2 separate regions of the Mus musculus genome follow, and region 1 is linked to region 2. Evidence: chromatin loops called from intact Hi-C (ENCODE). Cell type or tissue: gastrocnemius. All regions are shown on one strand.

Region 1 (2,500 bases), 230 kb before region 2:
GCCCCGGGAGGCTTTTACTTCCCCACTCGGGCCTCAGTTCCTCTGAACTTGCACCTGGCCCATTCCTGGTGGATTAGGCACATGCCGGTTGACACCTTCCCTTGTTGTTCTCCTCCTAGTGTACTGTAATTAACAAGGACTCATGCCCAGCCATCACCCGAGGGTGCTGAACCTCAGACTGGCAGGCTCTACCCCCCTTACCTTGACACACTAGAGAGGGGACATGGGAGGGGGCACTGGCAAGAAGCTATGGGATCATATAGCTCCTGAGCTCGAAGGAACTTCCAGACTCAGATTCACACAACCCTCATCTGCTTCAGACAGCTGGGCCTGAAGCAAGAGGCATGGCGTGCATTCAGGAGCTGAGAGCAGCCCCAGGTGATTCTCCCATACTCTATTGTTACAGAGAGGGTCCGAACATAGCAGGAGACACATACCTCTAGCTGGCACACGCCAGTCATTGTAGCCTTGCTGAGCAGCCCATGATATTCTGGCTCTCCCTGTCAGGATGGTAGTGGAGGGAAGGGGCAGGAAGGTTTTCTGGAGAAAGTGGGCTTTAGGCTGCCTCGGGGAGGGTTGGTTTAACTAATAGAATATGTTTCTCGGCATCTGTCACTGTGATGGAATGCCATGACCAGTGTAATGTGGGGAGGTAAGGGTTCACTTGACTTGCACTTCCTCATCACCGTTCATCACCAAAGGAAGCCAGAAACTCAAAATGGCAGAATGCTGGAAGCAGGAGCTGATACAGAGGCTGCTTACTGGCTTGCTCCTCAGGGCTTGCTCAACCTGCTTTCTTATAGATCCAGGACCACCAATCCAGGGATGGCACCACCTACAATGGGCATGGCCCTCCCCCATCAATCACTAAGTAAGAGAGTGCTTTACAGTTGGAACTTATGGAGGCATTTTCTCAATTGAGGTTACCTCCTCTCAGATGATTTTAGCTGTGTCAAGTAAACTATTCAGCACGACATCTGTGTATAAACTCTCTCAGTCTGACTTAGAATGCCCAGCACGGCACCAAACTCAGTGCCAAGTCCTAGTGCCAAGCATCTCATCAAGAAGGGGAAGGCAAGGGAGCCCAGCCTGGGACTGAGAGTTAGGCTCAGAGACCAGGCAAAGGGTCTTGCCTAGTTACTAGGGTAGGAGGGGGTAGCAGGGACCTCCTTCAGTCATCTTGATGGAGACCCAAAGGTGTCTTGAAACAATGTGGAGCTCTAGAAGAGAAGCACACATCCCAAATACAGAGACAGCTCTACCATATCTCCTCCCCCACCAGACAGCAGGCAGGAGGGACAACAGAGTTTAGCAACAAATTTGTTGTACTGCTCTGTGCTCCTGACTCGCTTAATGGTTGGGCGCTCCTAAACCTTCCCCTGCTAGCAAACACTCCCCTCCCATACTCCTGAGTTAACATCTTTTAGAATCTAGATTTCATCTCTGCTACCCCAGGCCCAATTGGGGAAGTGGCCTGTAGCCACTTACTCTGATTCTCCCGTGTCGGTGGGCCTTTAGGTCTGATCTTCCTTCCTTCCCATCATGGCAATCTCTGCTTCCTTCTTCTCTCCCAGCTCCTAACCCTCACAAATCTCAAAGTTGGACACATAGATTTCCAATTGGGGGGTGGGAGGCAGATTAATTCAGAGCATTAGAACCAATCCCCAACATCAGAGCAGTGAGTGGTCCTGGCCATTATCCTAATGAGGAACTATGTGCAGGGAAGCTGCAGGTTTTTCTCCTGGAAGCAAAGATTGTCACTGTCTGGCCTGGCTCTCCCTTCCCAGGGATGCCTCCTTCCTGAGTGTTACCTATAAGGTTGCTTGGTACCTAGAAATAGCCAGGAATCCTGGTGAGAGCAATGGTAGGCCCCATTCTCCTGATATGACCGTCTTTCAGGAGCCACCAAGGCCTGGAAGATCCATTGAGCCTTGTGTAAAACTGGTGGGGTTGCCAATCAGGTCTTCAGCCTCTGCCTTCTGTCCTCTTGCCTTCCTCCTTCCAACCATCCAGAATTGGAAAGTCATGTGAAAGAAATCAAGGAAAAGGGCTGGTATATATTGGTTGCCTGTACCTGTGTGTGTGCGTGTACGTGTGTGTGTGTGTGTGTGTGTGTGTGTGTGTGTGTGTGTGTGTGTGTGTGTGTGTGTGTGTATGGATGTGTTCATGGATGTGTGCACACTCATGTGACTGTGTAAATGTATGTGCTTATGTAGGGGTGGGAGAGCATATGCATTTGTGTGTCTGTGTACATGGACATATGTGTTCATGTGTGCATGGAGACCAGAGGTCAATATTAAGTGTTTCTGTCAACCATGCTCCACCTTGTGTTTTGAGACAGGGTCTCTCATTGAACCCGGAGCTCATGGATTCACCTGGAGGAGCTGACCAGTGAACTTCAGAGATCTGCCCCTCTCTACCTCCCAGCCCCATGCTGGGATCACAGACAGCTCCTGGCCCTGGCTTTTATATAGGAGCTAGAGAGCCAGGCTCACACTGT
Region 2 (2,500 bases):
CAGGGGCAGTTTTCCCACCATGTGTTCTGCCTTTCCCGTGATGACAACTGGGCCGATGGGCTGCAGCCAATCAGGGAGTAATACGTCCTAGGTGAAGGATAATTCTCCTTAAAAAGGGATGGGGTTTCGCCACCTTCTTCGTCTCTTCCTTGCTTGCTCTCTTGCACTCTGGCTCCTGAAGATGTAAGCAATAAAGCTTTGCCGCAGAAGATTCTGGTCTGTTGTGTTCTTCCTCGTCGGTCGCGCGAACGCTATTAAGAGATGGCCACCCCTCGCCTTGCTCTGGACCCTGCAACCTCACAAGGGAGAGCCATTCTCTTGCCTCCTAGACTCAGCTCTGTTTCATTTTATGTGCATGAATGTTTTGCCTGGATATGTGTCTATGCAATACATGCATGTCTGGTATCCACAGAGGTCCAAAGAAGGGACTGGATCTTCTGGAACTGGAATTACAGTTGTAATCTGTCACATGGGTTCTGGGAAATGAACCTGAGTCTTATAGATGAGCAGCCAGTATTCCTAACCATGGAGCCTGCTCTCCATCCCTACTTGCTAGTTTTGAACACATCAATGGGACTTGTAAGCAAAGCTGATCAGAGTGTCAAAGCCATTTGGAGTCTGCAGTGTGCAGGCCATCCTTGAGGGGAGTTAGCAGAGGTCAAAGGCATAGGGCTGGTGTGGCCAGGGGAGGAAGCGGGTGAAGGAAGGATGGCTTGAGGAGAGGTTCAGTGACTCACAGCCTGGTGGCTTCAGGAAAGGTGCCCTCTAATCCTGGTCCCAGCCAGTTGCAAGGCAGAAAGTGTAATCACGGTCTGCTGAGACGGGTGTGGTTTTTGCTACTCAGCAAAACTGCCGGTGATGCAGGGTAAGTGTCTTCTTTGCAGCTTGGGAATGTGGCAGTTGGCAGAGGGCTTTGCACAGAGCCCTGAGTTCAGTTGGTGGCACTGCATAAATGAGGCGTGGTGGCACACGCTTGTGATCCCAGTACTTGGGAGGCAGGGACTTCTTTTCTCTTATTCCCTTATGCATTCTCTCTTCACACCCACATCTATGAGAGAAAGTCCCAGTAGTGCTGCCTTTGAAGCTGACTATGAGCTGTGTTTGGTGGTGCGCTCCAGAAGCAAGCCTATCTCTGTAAGTTTAAGGTCAGCCTGCTCTGCATAGTAAGACCCTCCCCACCCCCTCACCCCCCACCCATCTTAAAACAAGTAAGCTTCCTTTAAAACACAAATGTGCAAATGAGTTCTGGTGTCTTCTGTATAATGAATACCATGTCCTTACCTTGAACTCCAAGTCTATAACAGCTACTCCTCCCCCCCTCCCGCCCCCATTATTTTTCAGATCCAGTTTCTCTGTCCTTTAGACTGCCGAGAGGGGACTGGCCATCTACCTCTCATAGGCAATGCTGTCCCTTTGATCCTGCAGGCCAACAGCTCCCTCTGGTGGTCTCTAGTGGAAGTCTCGACTGTAAGGGGCTTCTGTCTCCTGGGAGGTGGATGGAGTGGAGAAGGCGAGATCAGCCGTGGTTCTAGTGGACTCTGCACAGCGCTCCGCACCGTTCAGATCCCATATTTGCCTGAGTGGGGGAGAGGGAACTTGGGAGAGCGTCAGTGAGCCTTGTTACTGTGATAAAATAAATGTCTGGCAAAAACAAAAGAAGACAGTCTTTTGGGGGTTTCAGCCTGTGATGGGCGAGTTCCATCGCTTCTGGACCCATGATGGAGGCAGCACATCATGGTGGAGAGGGCACGGTACAGGCGGCAGAGATGCTCATCTCATTGAGGCAGGGAACAGGTAAAGGGTCCAGGAGACAAGATGTACCCTTCAAAGGCATGCCCTGGTGACCTATGTCCTTCAGTTACACCCTAGCTCCTAACAGGCCATTCAGTATCAGAGGGCTGCTCAATCCTTTGCCCTCATGAACCAGGAACCTCTCACTAGCACCCCCAACTGGAGCCAAACCTTCATTGCATGAGCCTATTAGGGTTACACTGGATACACAAACAGGAACAGAGTGCAAGCCCTAAGCCCCACTGCAGCCTTCACTGGCTTGTGACTTTAGAGGCACCTCATGAAGTTTTACCTTGGTCAAGGTACTGTGCTGAAGGCTGTAACAGAGTCTACTAAATTAAACACACCCGTTCTTCCCTCTAGTCTGAGGCGCACCCACCATGTGTTGCTGTGTAGTTGCTTCTAGATGACACGTGTGCAGAAATGCATCTTGACAAAGGCTGCACATAGTGTGTGCTCCAGAGGTCAGCAATCATCCTAACTGCTGACCATGGAGAGAAGAACCACTGAGGGCCACGGAGTGGGAGGTGGGCTTTAGTTGATCAAAGAATAAGTTACATCCTTCCTTCTGTCTTGGTGTCCCATGGTGCTGGGAGAGAGAAGGGGGGGATACTAGGCTGTGGATCAGTTGACAAAGTGCTTGCATAAAGTCTGGGTTTGATCCCTGGTGCTGCCAGGCCAGATGTGGTAGTGCATACCCGTAATCCCA

What was found. A loop is a pair of places that touch in the nucleus more often than their neighbours do. Peaks named below come from ENCODE experiments on the same cell type or tissue, not always from the same donor. Only the 100,000 strongest peaks of a DNase experiment are listed, where the experiment ranks them.
Region 1: it touches region 2 in a loop (6-fold over the local background); 30 of 42 quality-filtered maps call a loop at or near these places.

What each region holds. Positions count from the first base shown.
Region 1 is chr12:24,468,118-24,470,617 of GRCm38, forward strand. No RefSeq gene overlaps it. Among named protein-coding and RNA genes, the nearest start is that of Taf1b, 29 kb to the right of the region's middle. In gastrocnemius, no CTCF peak of the experiment used is centred here; a DNase peak (open chromatin) is centred at 1,046.
Region 2 is chr12:24,695,828-24,698,327 of GRCm38, forward strand. All of the region lies in intron 1 of Gm36129 (a long non-coding RNA gene), which reads left to right. It overlaps Gm52012 (a long non-coding RNA gene), which reads right to left. Exons shown (of 4, transcript XR_003950278.1): 3 at 1,391-2,500; 4 at 165-944. Among named protein-coding and RNA genes, the nearest start is that of Gm52012, 3.6 kb to the right of the region's middle. In gastrocnemius, a CTCF peak has its summit at 1,457 (motif pointing left); DNase peaks (open chromatin) are centred at 1,443 and 1,892.